Linked DNA regions of Homo sapiens: region 2 is linked to region 1. Evidence: read pairs that join two places in POLR2A ChIA-PET (ENCODE). Cell type or tissue: MCF 10A. All regions are shown on one strand. Each heading gives the region's core, and the rest is flanking DNA. Links, peaks and the distances in the headings are about the cores only. Region 1 overlaps FBXO42 (F-box protein 42). Region 2 overlaps FBXO42 (F-box protein 42).

Region 1 (8,847 bases), core at 2,555-6,554:
TGATTTATTAACTTTCATATATATTTTTTGTTTTATTATTTTTTTGAGATAGGGTCTCACTCTGTCACCCAGGCTGGAGTGAAGTGGCACGATCTGAGCTCACTGCAACCTCTGCCTCCCAGGTTCAAGTGATTCTCCCACCTCAGCCTCCCAAGTAGCTGGCGCACATCACTATGCCCAGCTAATTTTTTTTTTTTTTGAGATGGGAGTCTCGCTCTGTGCCCCAGACTGGAGTGCAGTGGCATGATCAAATTTTTGTATTTTTGGTAGAAACAGGGTTTCACCATGTTAGCCAGGCTGGTCTCAAACTCCCGACCTCAAGTAATCCACCGTGCCCAGCCTAACTTTCTTATATTTTTAACCTCCACTCAGCTCTAAATTCACCAAGGAAAAGAGCCCAAAGAAATGGATTCCTTGACTTTGGCTGCATGGTTGACATTTAAATTAAATAGTTGCTCCCTTGCACAACATTTTGACAGACTATAAGCCTAAGGTCTGTTGCAGAACAAAATGAATCAATGGAGGCTGCAAAAGTTTATTTACATTACTATTTTTCCCAATCAGAATAAATTTGATTCAATAAAACAACTCATTCTCTTTCCAAATTGTCTTAAAATACAATAGCAAGCCAACATAAAGAGACTCATACTGCTGTAATAGCCAATGTCAAGCAATTTCCACCATTCAACTGTTACACCCTCCACAAAAACATCAAACCCCATACCTTTGAGGGCATGTTTGCTAACTTGGCCCTAGCCACAGATGCCAAGGAGAACACACATGGGTGAGCTCAGATGCAATTCCTCTGTAATTACATGCCCAACACCAATTTGCATAGCCCTTCTTTTTCACTTCCATGATTAGGTAATAAAATCATCACTCATATTCCCCCAAGGATATAGAGGCATTTTGAAACTCTGAGTTTTTCTTGTTTTCATGCCAAAAGAAGCCCTACAAACTTTTCACACGTAAGCATACTAACTCAATGAATGTAATTTTCATGAAACTGTTTAAAAGAAGTCCTTCTCACCCTTCACATTTGTGTTACACCTTCTCAGCTTCCCCAACGTGACTGAATGAATGTACTGGAATCTGAACTCCCTGGAGGCAGGACCATTGGCCTAGGCATCTTTGTCTTCTTAGTACTAGGCATTCAAATGAGTGTAAGGTTTATTGACATGTCTACTCAGAACACCTTTGTGCTGAGCTCGCAAGGGTTTTTTTTTTTTTTTTAAAGATAGGGTTCTGCTCTGTCGCCCAGGCTAGAGTGCAGTGGCACAATTATAGTTCACTGCAGCCTTGAACTCCTAGGCTCAAGTGATCCTCCTGTCCCAATGTTCCAAAGTGCTGGGAATACAGGTATAAGTCACTGTGCCCAGTAGTTATTTTATAATAGAAATTACATCATTAGGCCAGGCGTGGTGGCTCACGCCTGTAATCCCAGCAATTTGGGAGTCCGAGGTGGGTGGATCACCTGAGGACGGGAGCTCAAGACCAGCCTAGCCAACATGGCGAAACCCTGTCTCTACTAAAAACACCAAAAATTAGTCAGGCGTGGTGGCAGGCGCCTGTAATCCCAGCTACCTGGGACATGTAAAAAAAATTACATCATTAGTATATCCAGAAAATGGTAGATCCTACCTTTATATGTTACTAGATGTTGTCAAAATATTTTATTGGTCAGAATTAATACAAATCTCTGGTTTATGGAATTTTGTACCTTTTAAGGTATATATACTGGCCTGAGAGTCTGCTGCCAGAGAGGAAACTATTTATTTGGCCCAGTAGTATCTTTTTCTTCCGAAAAACTACTATACTAGGCCAGGCGTGATGGCTCACACCTGTAATCCCAGCACTTTGGGAGGCTGAGGTGGGTGGATCATGAGGTCAGGAGTTCAAGACCAGCCTGACCAACATGGGGAAACCCCGTCTCTACTAAAAATACAAAAATTAGCTGGGCGTGCAGGCGCATGCCTGTAATCCCAGCTACTCAGGAGGCTGAGGCAGGAGAATTGCTTGAACCTGGGAGGCGGAGGTTGCAGTGAGCTGAGATCGCACCACTGTACTCCAGCCTGGGCAACAGAGCGAGACTCTGTCTCAAAATACAAAAAAAATTTTAAAAACTAAAAAAAAAACTATGCTACATATAACTAAACACAAATCAGTTTCTAAAGTCTGAATGCCTTACCCTTCTGAGGTATAAATTAAGGTTAAGATTTTGAGACTGGAAGATGTGGCCACTGTTTCTAGCTTTAATGCTGTGAAACCTAGCATAAGTCACACAGAGTAAGAAACAAAAACCTCCCTAAGTAATGAAAGTTCCCCACTTACTTCAGGAAGATTTTGTAAAGATAGTAGATATCAAGAAACTACTCTGAATTCATTGGAGAAAATCCGTAACCTAGAAAGAATCAACTCAAAAGAATTTCAACATGGGAATGAAACTGCTATGCATTTAAAAGCCATTGCCAGATTTGAGGGCAATATTTGATTAGTTTTTTGCCTTTGGTTTCTATTCAACTAGACATCTGACAATCCTCTTGTGGTAAACACATCTTTATTAAAGTTGGAATACACTTCATTTACCTAAAAGGAAGCTGAACATTTAAAATGCAATCAAACGTATTTGTCACAAATTCAAAAGGTTAAAAAATGTAATTGGCCAGGCACAGTGGCTCACGCCTGTAATCCCAGCACTTTGGGAGGCCAAGGCGGAGGAATCACAAGGTCAGGAGTTTGAGACCAGCCTGGCCAACATGGTGAAACCCCATCTCTACTAAAAATACAAAAAATTAGCTGGGCGTGGTGGTGGGCACCTGTAATCCCAGCTACTCGGGAGGCTGAGGCCAGAGAATCGCTTGAACCTGGGAGGCAGAGGTTGCAGTAAGCCAAGATCGTGCCACTGTACTCCAGCCCAGGTGACAGTGCGAGACTCCGTCTCAAAAACAAACAAACAAACAAAAAAAGTAATTAAGGGAACTTCTTACCGATAGATAATAAAATAAAGGACTGAGACCTAACTAAAGAATAAGGGACAGGGCCGGGCGCAGTGGCTCACGCCTGTAATCCCAGCACTTTGGGAGGCTGAGGTGCGCGGATCTTTTGAGGTCAGGAGTTCGAGACCAGCCTGGCCAATATGGTGAGACCCCTACTAAAAACAAAAATTAGCCAGGCGTGGTGGTGTGCACCTGTAATCCCAGCTACTTAGGAGGCTGAGGCAGGAGAATCCCTTGAACCCAGGAGGCGGAGATTGCAGTGAGCCGAGATCGTACCACTGCACTCCAAGGTGGGTGAGGTGACAAAGCAAGACTCTGTCTCAAAAAAAAAAAAAAAAAAAAAAAAGAATAAGGGACAAGAAGGAGGAGCAGAGAAAAATAAAAAGAAGAAGGGACTGGACTGAATGGAGGAACCCACAGTCATCCCACAGCATGAGGGCTTCTGAGGCTTTAGGGACAAAGCAGCAACCCTGAACAGATGTCATTATGAACTCATAAAGTGAACCACTTCAGCAGCACTAATGTAGGCTAAGTACTAAATGCTACTCTTGAAAATATACTGTTGAATGAGAGATTTAAAGAAGATCATAAAGTGATTCAATCTAAGACAATAAGCCTTCTTATGAATATACCACGGTTATCATTTTATCAACTCAAATGAAAAAGTTATAGAAAGTAGAAAAAGGATAAAATAAAAAATTCTACCTTACTCCGTGCATTCAACAAATATCAATGAAACATTTGCTATATGTAAAAATACCGTGCTTATTGCAAGCTTGACTGCTATCAAATATTAAAAACACAAAAAGAAAAAATATATTATGCTTAGATCCCACACAGGGTACAAAAAGAAGATATGTCACTATTTGCTGTCAAACAGATGGACCCACTAAGGGCCAAGGACACATAAATTAATAATACCAACACAGAACATTATATAATAAATGACCTATGAGACAAAACAAGAAGCCTTAACAGTTCAAGAAAGAAAGAGATGGCTTCTAACTAGTATAAGGAAGGTTCACAGACAAGCATTTCAGCTGAGCTCTAAAGACTAGGTAGAAGCCAAGTGTGGTGACTCATGCCTGTAATCCAAGCACTTTGGGAAGCCAAAGCAGGCAGAAAACTTGAGTCCAGGAATTTGAGACCAGCCTGGGCAACATGACAAAACCCTTCTCTACAAAAAATACAAAAATTAGTTGGCCATGGTGGCGCACACCTGTAGTCCCAGCTACAGGGGGTCTGAGGTGCGAGCATCGCTTGAGCCCAGGAGTTAGATGCTGCAGTGAGCCAAGATCGCGCAACTACACTCTAGCCTGGGTGACACAGCAAGACTCCGTTTCAAAAAATCAAAAAACAACAACAAAAATAAAGAAGAGGTAGAATTTCAGAGAATAAAATTGGGGAAGGTGAAGGGATTAAACATTGTCAAATTATTGTAACTTAAACTGATATCCTTTGCCACTTACAGAATTACCTTTAGAGCTGGGTGCAGTGGCTCACACCAGTAAACCCAACACTTTGAGAGGCCAAAACAGGCAGATTGCTTGAGCCCAGGAGTTCGTGACCAGCCAAAGCAACAAAGTGAGACCCTGTCTCTATAAAAAATACACAAGTTAGCCAGGCATGGTAGTGCAAACCTGTTGTCCCAGCTACTTGGGAGGCTGAGGTGGGAGGATCTCTTGAGCCCGAGAGGTGGAGGCTGCAGTGAGCCAATATCATGCCACTGCACTCCAGCTTGGGCAACAGAGCAAGACTCTGTCCCAAAACAACAACAACAAAACAGAATTACCTTTAAGACAAAACAAAACTAAACTAAAAAACACATTTTTTACCCAATTGTTTTTAAGTACACAGTTTAATATTTTAAATTCTACATTAACGAAGCATATAATCTAGAGACTCCTTATTATTGACAGTCTATGTTTTGACCAAAAAAAAAGCCTAGAAATAGAATAATTTGGCATAACCATTGTTGCTATTAGCAAACTGTGAGCTATTATGACAAATTCAGGAAGCTATTTTATAAAGCATACCAAATTTCATAACAGATACCAGCTGCAGTTTTTAAAAATGGTGAACTCATTAGTGTGCTACCCAATTAAGATTCCCTTAATAAAACAGAAAAAATTTAAAAATGGAAAAATAAAGTATTCCACAAACTACCCATCAATATACTTTCTTTTTTTTGTTGTTTTGTTTTTGAGAGAGTCTGGCTTTGTCACCTAGGCTGGAGTGCAGTGAACTCACTCGAGCGATTCTCCTACCTCAGCCTCCAGAGTAGCTGGGATTATAGGCATGCGTCACCACGCCCAACTAATTTTTGTATTTTTAGTAAAGACAGGGTTTCACCATGCTGGCCAGGGTGGTCTCAAACTCCTGACCTCAGGTGATCTGCCCACCTCGGTCTCCTAGAGTGCTGGGATTACAGGCGTGAGCCACCACACCTGGCCGAAAATTTCATATGGAGAACCATACGTTTTAAATTCAGCAAAATGCTTTATTTGGTAGAAAGGTAAAATGGAACTTCAGTGCCCAAATTTGTGTGTGTGTGTGTGTGTGTGTGTGTGTGTGTGTCTGTGTGTGTCTGTGTGTGTTTTGAGATGGAATTTCGCTCTTGTTGCCCAGGCTGGAGTGCAATGGCACGATCTCGGCTCACTGCAACCTCCACCTCCTGAGTTCAAGCGATTCTCCTGCCTCAGCCTCCCAAGTAGCTGGGATTACAGGCATGCACCAGCATGCCCGGCTAATTTTGTATTTTTTCGCAAAGACGGGGTTTCTCCATGTTGGTCAGGCTGGTCTCGAACTCCCGACCTCAGGTGATCCATCTGCCTGGGCCTCCCAAAGTGCTGGGATTACAGGCATGAGCCACCGTGCCCAGCCTCTTTATTGTTAATACAACTACTCGAGTTTTAAAATTTCTTCTTGAGGCCAGGTGCAGTAGTTCATGCCTGTAATCCCAGCACTTTGGGAGGCCAAGGCAAGTGGATCACTTGAGTTCAGGAGTTCAAGACCAGCCTGGGCAACATGGTCAAACTCCATCTCTACAAAAAATACAAAAATTAGTGGGGTGTGGTGGTGCACACTTGTAGTCTCAGCTACTCAGGAGGCCGAAGTGGGAGGATCACTTGAGCCCAGGAGGTAGAGGTTGCAGTGAGCCAAGATCACACCACTGTATTGCAACCTGGGCAACAGAACCAAACCCTGTCTCAAAAAAAAAAAAAAAAAGAAAAAAATTATTCTTGAGTTAATTCTGATAGGTGATGTTTTTTCTAGGATTTATAAGTCATCTAAAACACGTAAGCCAGAATCAACTACACCTTTCATTACTCACATAATTTAAACAAACAACTAATAAAACATGGAGATGAGCTACATAAATGTCATCTAAGTAATGGCTAAAGGCCCTTAAACAAGATAGGTCTGCTCTGAAAACATTCAGTTTACTATGAACCATTTAATCTTCCTAATCCCAAAAGGTGTCAACCAGGAAGCCTGCTCACTTACACAGCACCATCTCTCTCTCACCATCTCTCTCTATGACCCACTTCTAAATGTCATTTTAACTTCCTTTTTTCCCCATTAGAGTGTACACTACTTGAGAGCAGAGACTAAGCCATATTATCTTTGTACATCTGGCACATTAGTAGACACCTTAACAATATCGGTACTTTTTTGATGAAGATCATAAAGTACCTTACTGACGAGGGATGTTAATGACTCACTTACGGTTGCAAAGTATACTCTTGAGGTGTTCAGTGTTGAAAGACTTCACTGAACCGTACTTTCACATGGCCTTGCTTATGACCAAAAGCACAAAGCCATCTGTAAGACAGTTCATCTTAGTTGGGAGTAGAGCATAAAATGTATTTTTCTTCACTGACGAATTAACTGAAATAAAAACAAATCTTAAGCAAAGGCATAATTACACTTTTATGTAAATGTGCAATACTGTCAGAAGCCTAGCTGAAAAACCAAAAAGTAAAACAAAACAAAAATGCTAACTTTTAATCGTGGTAAGTCCCAGAAGAAAAACATTAAAAGGAGTTCAAAATTAGAAAGATAAATAGATTCAGAGTTAAAGATAGAGCCTAAACTATTTTGCCCAAACCATTCAATTCTTTAAAGCATTTTAAAATCCAAGTAACACAGAAAAGTGACCATCCTAAGAGTAGAGCTTGATGAATTACTGCAAAGTAAACACAATCTCATTTATTTTAAGATGGGAAAGTTTTTGTTTTGTTTTTTAAGACGGAGTCTCGCTCTGTTGCCCAGGCTGGAGTGCAATGGTGCAATCTCTGCTCACTGCAACCTCTGCCTCCAGGTTCAAGCGATTCTCTCACCTCTGCCTCCCAAGTAGCTGGGACTACAGGCACACACCACCACACCCAGCTAATTTTCGTATTTTAGTAGAGACTGGGTTTCACCATGTTGGCCAGGCTGGTCTCAAACTCCTGACCTCAAGTGATCCGCCCACCTTGGTCTCCCAAAGTGCTGGGATTACGTGTGTGACCCACTTTGCCCAGCCAGGACAGTCTGAAACAATCAAAATGATAGACATATCCAAGTCACGCAGCTTATACTGACAAGTGCCACTGTGAGAAATTCCAAGGTTTTCTATAAAACTGGTAAGACTCAAAGCTCACAACCCACATTTGTCAAAACCCACAGCATCAAAGAGTGAAATTTAATACATGTAAATTTTTAAAAAAAACCACTTACTCAGGAGGCTGGGGGATCCTAGATTATGATAAAACAATCCAACTATATTACAAATATATGAGACCACCTTGGGTGGAGGAAAAGGTGTAACCTAAGTAACTTTGGAAATAAGGGGCATCTATAAAACTAAAGGCAAAAGAAACTTCATATAAGCACTAGTCTCTACTTGACAAAGTTGTTTCTCACAAAAGCAGAGGCTAACAATACTAATCTAGCTATACATGTATATTGGCATTGAACGATTAAGTAAATAGTTGGCAGATGGCTAGACCAAATTTTCTTATTGGAGTGGGAATTTACAAATAGTCAAGGAAGGAAGATAGAATGATCCTGTGATAATGGATTAGAGTGGGAGACAGGATGAACTCATGTTTAAATAGATACAGATGGTTACATATAAATATTTACAATTGGTGCATAATATACACACACACACATATATACATGTGTTAGTATACACTCATCTACCACCTTGTTCTGTTAACTGCAAGGGCCTACAAGTAATAAGCATACCTAGCACCCAGAAGTTCTTTCTAATACCGTTCTCCAATAAAAGAAACCAGGGCTCCTTGGTGAAACGGCAGAATCTAGGAGGACAGGAAATATATAAGATGAGCCTGGAGAATCCAGTACTGCCACAAAGTAAGGAAGTGCCCTAAAAACAAAACAAAAGAAAATTGATGGGATTGGCCGGGTGCGGTGGCTCACGCCTGTAATCCCAGCACTTTGGGAGGCTGAGGCGGGTGAATCACAAGGTCAGGGGTTCGAGACAAGCCTGACCAACATGGTGAAACCCCATCTCTACTAAAAATACAAAAATTAGCTGGCCATGGTGGCGGGTGCCTGTAATCCCAGCTACTCAGGAGGCTGAGGCACGAGAATTGCTTGAACCCAGGAGGCGGAGGTTGCAGTGAGCTGAGATTGTGCCACTGCACTCCAGCCTGGGCAACAGAGTGAGACTCTGTCTCAAAAAAAAAAAAAAAAAAAAGAAAATTGATGGGATTGTGTAAAAGGGGCAAAGGAGGCAGATGAAAGAGCTCCTGATGGTCAAAACTGAAACAACTGGGCCATAAAATAAATTGGTATTGGATCAAAACCCCAAGTACAGGCCAGGTGCTGTGGTTCATGC
Region 2 (8,847 bases), core at 2,912-6,911, 50 kb before region 1:
TAGGCAGCAGTAAATGGAGAAAACAATTTAATTAGGCCTAACAACTGGACGCTGAAGTACTTAGGATTTGTCCAGAAAATAATTCCCAAGGGAAGATTGGGGATGAATTCATAAATATAATCATGTCCCTTTCTTTTCATCATCCTTCACTTATTCACCAGAGCCTTCAAGATAAAGGCCAGGCCAGGTGCAGTGGCTCACGCCTGTAATCCCAGCACTTTGTGAGGCTGAGGTGGGAAGATTACTTGAGGCCAGGAATTCAAGACCAGCCTGAGCAATACAGAGAGACTCTGTCTCTCAAAAAAAAAAAAAAAAAAAAAAGAAAAGAAAAGAAAGAAGAAAAGATAAATTCCAAATCCCTTACTTACCATGAGATACACACACACACACACACACACACACACACACACACACACATATAAAATTCCATTCTTTGAGCAACTACTATGTGCCAGGTACTAGAGTCAGCAGTGACTAAAACAGACAAAAAGCCCTCAGCCCCAGGAAGCGTATAGCTTGCTGAGGGGAAGAAAGACAGTGTGACATATGGTGATAAGTGCCAAGGGGGGAAAAAAAAAACAAAACAAGAGGAAAAGGAGTCAGGGAAGTTGTCCTTTCAAACTGTAGTTAGGGAATGCCTCACAGAGGGAGACATATGAATAAAGACCTGTGAAGCAGGTAAAGGAGAGAGTCACAAGGACATGCAGGAAGAGTGTTCCAGGCAGAAATAGCAAGAGCAGAGGCCCAGGTGTGAGGCTAAAATACAGTGAGGGACAGGAATGCAGCAGGCAATGAGGTCAGAGAGATGAGGGGACAGGATGACTGTGCAGGACCTTGTTTGGCCATACTTTGATCCCTAACTACTGTGTGCGTGTGTGTGTTGGTGTGTGTGTGTGTGTGTGTGTGTGTGTGTGTGTGTGTGTGTGTTGGCATCTAACTCTGTTGCCCAGGCTGGAGTGCAGTGGCATGATCTCAGCTCACTGCAACCTTCGCCTCCTAGGTTCAAGCCACTCTCCTGCCTCAGCCTCCCAAGTAGCTGGGATTACAGGCGCCTGCCACCACACCTGGCTAATTTTTGTATTTTAAGTAGAGATGGGGTTTCACCATGTTGGCCAGGCTGGTCTCGAACTCCTGAACTCAGATGATCTGCCCACCTCAGCTTCCCAAAGTGCTGGGATTACATGCATGAGCCACCGCACCTGGCCCCTAACTACCTTTCTAATACCCACTTGTACCACTCTCCCCTCACATATCCTGGCTCAGGAACACCCAACCTATTTGTAAGTCCATGAACATGCCAAACTCTCTTACCTCCATCCACAGCCTTTTTTCAATGGCTATCCATAGCCCTCTTCATTTACCACATAAGTGTTTGGTTTTCTTCTGCTAGATGGAGAACCTCTTAGGATTAGGAACTCCTGTTACTTAGTACTATACCTGCATACCTAGCATAGTCATTGGATGCTCAATAGTCCTCTGTAGGCTGGGCGCAGTGGCTCACACTTGTAATCTCAGCCCTCTGGGAGGCTGAGGCGGGTGGATCACCTGAGGTCAGGAGTTCGAGACCAGCCTAGCCAACATGGTGAAACCCCGTTTCTACCAAAAAAAAAAAAAAGAAAACAATACAAAAATAGCTGGGCGTGGTGGTGCATGCCCATAGTCCCAGCTACTCGAGAGGCTAAGGCAGGAGAATTGCATGAATCTGGGAGGCGGAGGTTGCAGTGAGCCAAGATTGTGCCACTGCACTCCAGCCTGGGGGACAGAGCAAGACTCCGTCCCAAAAAAAAAAAAAAAAAAAAAGTCCTCTGTAGACTGAAATGATTAATGTCTAACAGCATGAAGTCTGGCCAGATGTCCACAGAGACGCAAACTATAAGGCTCACTGCAACTCTCTTTTTTTTGAGACAGAGTTTCGCTCTTGTTACCCAGGCTGGAGTGCAATGGCACGATCTTGGCTCACCGCAACTCCCGCCTCCCGGGTTCAAGCGATTCTTCTGCCTCAGCCTCCCGAGTAGCTGGGATTACAGGCATGCACCACCACGCCCAGCTAATTTTGTATTTTAAGTAGAGACCGGGTTTCACCATGTTAGTCAGGCTGGTTTCGAACTCCTGACCTCAAGTGATCCACCCGCCTTGGCCTCCCAAAGTGCTGGGATTACAGGCGTGAGCCACCGTGCCCGGTGGGTCACTGCAACTCTCTAATAGGTAAAGGCTTGGCTGAAGGAACAAGAGTATGCACAAAGGTAGAGGTGGAGAGAAGGGAAGATTATGCAGGATCTTGTCAGCCACACTTTGATCCCTAACTACCTTTCCTATCCCTGAGACCCAAGGTGGCAGCAAGTAGGATACTTTGGGTAAAAGGACATGTTAGTCATCGAAATTTGTGTACATAAAAATCCATAGCTTTTCCTGATGTTATAACTTCTAGCCTTTACACGAACAATGGCTAGCATTTGATGAATTCTTAGGAATATTTCATTTTCATGAAAGTATCAACCAGGGTCCCCAGAACAGGCAACTGCAAAAATAATCCTGTTGAATGGATGTAAAGTTCTTGTCTCGATTCTTTTTGTTTCTTTCAGATTCCCTAGAGACAAAGCCAGTTTGCCTGACCTCTCAACCAAAGAACCCTGACAACTTACTCCTTAGCTAGTATCTCCGTATATATAAAGATGTCAACTTCATCATCAGTTCCCAGAAACCCTCTCCAACTGAGTACTGTATTGTATGTAATATGAACAAAAACTATGAAAGGTAGGTATTACCATCTCTACCCTAAAGGTAAGGCAACTGGGGTTAAACAACCGGTAACCAGCAAGTGACAGGGCTCAAATGAAAAAGTATGCCTCCTGGCACAAAACCCATCATTTTTATGGTATTACTAACGAGCCTCCTTCCCTCCTACAATATCTTCCTCACATTACTTTAGGTCATTAGCCCCTAATAATTAGTATCTTTTATTATTAGCCAAGTGGTCTTTCCTCCCCAAACTTCTGTAATACTTAGTTATATCATCAGATCTTTCAGATGGAGCAGGACTAAGGAAATGGAGAGCTCTCTGGGATGCTTGCTATGTCTAAAATATCTCTTAAAGTTGACAAGTAGGAAATGAGTGCATATATCCACTGAAAAGTACAAACAATGTTGATGGCAGCTATATTCAAAGTAGAAACAGCCCAAGTATCCATCAACAGGAGAACAACTTAAAAAAAAAAAAAATGAGGGCCGGGCATGGTGGCTTATGCCTGTAATCGTAGCACTTTGGAGGCTGAGGTGGGCAGATCTCTTGAGCCTAGGAGTTCAAGACCAGCCTGGGCAACATGATGAAACCCTGTCTCAACAAAAATACAAAAATTAACCGGGTGTGGTGATGCACATCTGTAGTCCCAGCTACTTGGGAGGCTGAGGTGGGAGGATCACTTGAGCCCAAGAGGTAGAGGCTGCAGTGAGCCAAGATTGTGCCACTGCACACTCCAGCCTAGGCAACAGAACGAGACTCTGTCTCAAACAAGAAAAAAAGTGGGATATTCATATTAAGAAGCACTCATGGTAATGGAAGGGAATAAACTACTGACAGATGCAACCACATAGATGAATCTCAAAAACGTGTTCAAAGAAAGAAGCCAGACATAAAATACTACCTATCACAGACGTCCATTTACACGAAGTTCAAGAACACAGAACTATACTTTGGGAATCTGAGGCAGGAGGATTGTTTGAGACCAGGCATTCAAGACCAGGCTGGGAGACATAGCAGTACCCCATCTCTACAAAAACTAAATTAGTCAGGCATGGTGGTGTGCATCTGCAATCCCAGCTACTTGGGAGGCTGAGGCAGGAGGATTGCTTGAGCCCAAGAGCTGGAGCTGCGGTGAGCTATGATAATCATGCCATTGCACTGCTGCCTGGGTGACAGAATGAAACTTTGTCTCAAAAAACACAAAAAAAAAAGAAAAGAAAAGAAAAAAAGAACAGAACAAAGCCACAGTGTTAGAAGTCAGAATAGGAGCTGACCTCTATGGGGGTTGTACAGACAGGAAAGGGGCATGAGGGGGCTTTTTTGAGGTGAAGAAAGTTTTCGTATCTTGATCTAGGTAATGATCACATGACTGTATACATATGTAAAAAACAAAATCTCTGAGTTGTGCACTTAAGATTTGCTCATTTAACTATAAGTAATGTATATCCCCCCCCCATACAAATTATGCCCCCGTTTTTTTTTTTTTTTTTTTTTTGAGACGAAGTCTTGCTCTGTTGCCAGGCTAGAGTGCAGTGGCGTGAACTTGGCTCACTGCAACCTCCGCCTCCTGGGTTCAAACGATTCTCCTGCCTCAGCCTCGCAAGTAGCTGGGACTACAGGCACCCACCACCATGCCCAGCTAATTTTTTGTATTTCAGTAGAGACAGGGTTTCATCACGTTGGCCAGGATTCTCTCGATCTCCTGATCTCGTAATCTGCCCGCCTCAGCCTCCCACAGTGCTGGGATTACAGGCGTGAGCCACCATGCCCAGCTATCAAATTATGTCTTAATAGAATAATATTGTTTTTAAAAAAAGAATCGCTAATGTAAAAGCTGGCAGTAAACTGTAAACCATGTTCATACTGGTGTCACATGGTACCACCAACTACTTTAGCCAGTAAGCAGAAATATCAGCAATCCATTATTAGAATTAAAATTCATTATATGAGGTCTTTAAGAACCCATTCATCACATAAAATGCAACTACCCTGTAACTCACATATGTAAATTCAATAGCAAGAAACATTCTGAGATTCAGCAGTGGGATTTCAGAAAGCTTACTAAAATGGGAGAGAAGACAAAAAAGGGACACAACATAAAAGCCAACAAATCAAATATAAAACCCACAACCCATCATCACTTCTAGAGAGAACTACAGAAAAGAGGAAATTATCAGGGGCACAATTTATTTGAAAAGTAGAATCAATTAATGCATAGTACATCAGGTGCGATGGCTCATGTCTGTAATCTCGGTACTTCGAGAGGCCAAGGCAGGGGGATCACTTGAGGCTAGGAGTGCAAGACCAGTCTGGGCATTACAGTGAGACGCTGTCTCTACAAATAATAAAATAAAATAGCTGGGCATAGTGGTTCATGCCTGTAGTCCTTGCTACTTGGGAGGCTGAAGCAGGAGGATCGCTTGAGCCCAGGAATTTGAGGCTGCAGTGAGCTATGATGATGCCACTGTATTCCACTCAGGGACAAAAAGCTAGACCCTGTCTCTTACCCAAAAACAGAAAAGGAAGAATAAAAATAAAAAGCCATAGTTCAAGAGTTCATCTCCTCAAGGGGGAATGAGAAATAGCTTCTGAGTTTTAAAAGGACAAAGGAGGCCAGGAGTGGTTGCTCATGCCTGTAATCCCAGCGCTTTAGGACGCTGAGGTGGGTGAATCACCTAAGGTCAGGAGTTGGAGACCAGCCTGGCCAACATGGCAAAACCCCGTCTCTACTAAAAAAATTAGCCAGGCGTGGTGGTGGTACGTGCTTGTAATCCCAGCTACTCGGGAGGCTGAGGGAGGAGAATTGTTGCCAAGAACAGCCTTGGCAACAGAGTGAGACCCCGTCTCAAAATAAATAAACAAAAAAGGGCAAAGGAGCCTCCTAGAATTCAAGGTGATATTTATAAGTCAATAAACGACCCATCACAGCTCTTACCCACCTAGGAACAGCACATCTCCTCACAGTTATGAAAACTGGAAAACTTGGCAGGGTGCGGTGGCTCACGCCTGTAATCCCAGCACTTTGGGAGGCCGAGGTGGGTGGATCACGAGGTCAGGAGATCGAGACCATCCTGGCTAACACGGTGAAACCCCGTTCTACTAAAAATACAAAAAATTAGCCGGGCATGGTGGCATGCACCTGTAGTCCCAGCTATTCGGGAGGCTGAGGCAGGAGAATGGCGTGAACCCAGGAGGCAGAGCTTGCAGTAAGCCGAGATCACACCACTGCACACCAGCCCGGGCGACAGACCGACACTCTGTCTCAAAAAAAAAAAAAAAAAGAAAAGAAAAGAAAAGAAAACTGGAGAACTTGAGAAACTGGCCTGATCCTAATTACATAGAAACTAAACAGCCAAACATTGAGCACGAGCCATGAATTGGTCCATGGCACTACCAAGTGTCCTTGAAACCAAGAGGGTCATTCCTGGGAAGCAGAAGTTAGAAATGACTCAGGGATAGTATCTTGCGTTCCTCTCCCATTTAGAATTAGCCTCTTATAACTACATTTAGGACATAAAGTTAATCTATATAGCATTGGAGATATACAAGGATAAGGCATCATATGAAATGAAATTTATTGTGGTAATAAAACATGAAGTACTGTTAGGAGATTACATGGATACCTGAGAATAAGAGAAACAATGCTAGATGATTTGAGACTTTTACTCCATGGGGGAACCCAAGAGTAAACAAAAACTGTCCAGATGGTAGGCAGACAGGATCACAGCATGTAGATTTGAAAGCTGAGAATTCTAAGAAATGTCACTGCTTATTTTCACTGACACTACTAAAATAAGAAGGTTTTATTTTAGATGGTTTTAAGAAAGAATAGAAAAGTCTCATGAGTTTGACCCAATGACTACAAGTTAAAGGAGGCAGGATTTTCAACATGGAGGAGAAATAGCTAAGGACAGATATTAATACATTTTGGTAATAAATACATTTGGTAATCAAGGAAAGATCTGTGAGTAGAACTGGATTGTCTCATTCACAAACAAAATACTAAAACAATGAGATCAATCACTCGTTTTTAAGACAGAATAGAAGCTAGGAGTATATTTGAAAGGCACGTGTGTCCTCTTGTTATACTGTCTGATATTCAGCAGTTAATCATCATCCACTTCTTCCCCATTGCCACAAGATTTGGCATTCTCCTAACACATTTGCATATTATAATTTTAAAAATGTATAAAGTGCTTAGTGCAAAACAATATTAAAAAGCAGAATCGAATAGTGACAAGCACATTAATACATCATTCTTTTTTTTTCTTTTTTTCTCCTCCCTGCCCCCACTACTAATATATTATTTTTAAAAATTCCATATCCAGGCTGGGCATGGTGGCTAATGCTTGTAATCCCAGCATTTTGGGGGGCCGAGGCAAGCGGATCACTTGAGCTCAGAAGTTTGAGACCAGCCTGGCCAACACGGTGAAACCCTATCTCTACTAAAAATACAAAAACTAGCCGGGCGTGGTGGTATGCACCTGTAATCCCAGCTACTCAGGAGGCTGAGGCAGAAGAATTGCTTGAATCCAGGAGGCGGAGGTTGCAATGAGCCGAAATTCGCCACTGCACTCCAGGCCGGGTGACAGAGCGAGATTCTGTCTCAAAAAAAAAAAAAAAATTAAAAAATTCCACATCCAGGCTGGGCGTGGTGGCTCAGGCCTGTAATCCCAGCACTTTCGGAGGATGAGGCAGGAGGATCACTTGAGCCTAGAAGTTTGAGACCAGCCTGGGCAACAGGGCAAGACCCTGTCTCAACAAAAAATTTAAAAAATTAGCTGGGCTTGGTGGCATATGTCTATAGTCCCAGCTACTAGGGAGGCTGAGGCAGGAGGATCACTTGAGCCCAAGAGGTCGAGGCTGCAGTAAACCATGTTCGTGCCACTGTACTCCAGCCTGGGTGATGGAGTGACACCCTGTATCAAAAAATAAATAATTTTTAAAAATCCACATCCAGGCCAGGCGTGGTGGCTCATGCCTGTAATCCCAGCACTTTGGGAGGCCGAGGCGGGCGGATCACCTGAGGCTGGGAGTTTGAGACCACCCTGACCAACATGGAGAAACTCCATCTCAACTAAAAATACAAAATTAGCTGGGTATGGTGGCACATGCCTGTAATCCCAGCTACTCGGGAGGCTGAGGCAGGAGAATCGCTTGAACCCGGGAGGCGGAGGTTGCAGTGAGCCGGAGATCACGCCATTGCACTCCAGCCTGGGCAACAAGAGCGAAACTCCATCTCAAAAAAAAAAACAAAAAACAAAACAAAAAAAACCACATCCAGCTGTTTCAATGTTAGCACCGACGTTTGGGACCTGAGCCAAAGGATGGACTGGGAAATCTTTTCCCAGAATAGACTACTGTCTTTTTTATTTTTATTTTGTTTTGTTTTTTGTTAGAATAGACTCTACTGTCAGCTGCTTTAGTTATACCTGGTACCAGGTATCAGTCCCAGACTCCCTTGTTTAGACATTTCCTGGTGATATTACCACAGGCTCAGGGAAGATAACCTAAGATTAAGCTTTTCCACTAGACACATGACAGTAAGCTTCATTAACGGGACTGACAGCCCCATATGTAACCTTTTTAAGGTATCATTTACACTGTAAAAGAAACAGTAATATTCTGGACAGTTATTTCTAGACAGTTATTTCTCTTTTTTTCTTTTTTTTTGAGACGGAGTTTCGCTCTTGTTGCCGAGGCTGGAGGCTGGAATGTAATGGCGCAATCTTGGCTCACCACAACCTCCGCCTTCTGGGTTCAACCGATTCTCCTGCCTCAGCCTCCCGAGCAGCTGGGACTACAGGCATGTGCCACCATGCCTGGCTAATTTTGTATTTTTAGTACACGGGGTTTCTCCATGTTGGTCAGGCTGGTCTCGAACTCCCGACCTCAGGTGATCTGCCTGGGTCGGCCTCCCAAAGTGCTGGGATTACAGGCATGAGCCACCGCGCCCAGCCTAGACGGTTATTTCTGAACAGTTCTAGCACTGGTCGTGCTCCCTATCCAATTTTTAAGGATATCCTGTGGTCTTCCTACTGACATGTGATATGACCAATACTTTTTCCTGCCCCCACCTCCGAAAGTAAATTAGCTTTTCTGCAAGA

What was found. Peaks named below come from ENCODE experiments on the same cell type or tissue, not always from the same donor. Only the 100,000 strongest peaks of a DNase experiment are listed, where the experiment ranks them.
Region 2: POLR2A ChIA-PET joins it to region 1 with 5 read pairs; 8 of 35 experiments call an interaction of 5 or more read pairs at or near these places.

The regions. Positions count from the first base shown.
Region 1 is chr1:16,320,477-16,329,323 of GRCh38, forward strand. The region is part of intron 1 of FBXO42 (F-box protein 42); the gene reads right to left. Among named protein-coding and RNA genes, the nearest start is that of FBXO42, 28 kb to the right of the region's middle. In MCF 10A, for the core only: no CTCF peak of the experiment used is centred there; a DNase peak (open chromatin) is centred at 4,095.
Region 2 is chr1:16,270,376-16,279,222 of GRCh38, forward strand. All of the region lies in intron 4 of FBXO42 (F-box protein 42), which reads right to left. Among named protein-coding and RNA genes, the nearest start is that of CPLANE2, 38 kb to the left of the region's middle. In MCF 10A, for the core only: no CTCF peak of the experiment used is centred there; no DNase peak of the experiment used is centred there.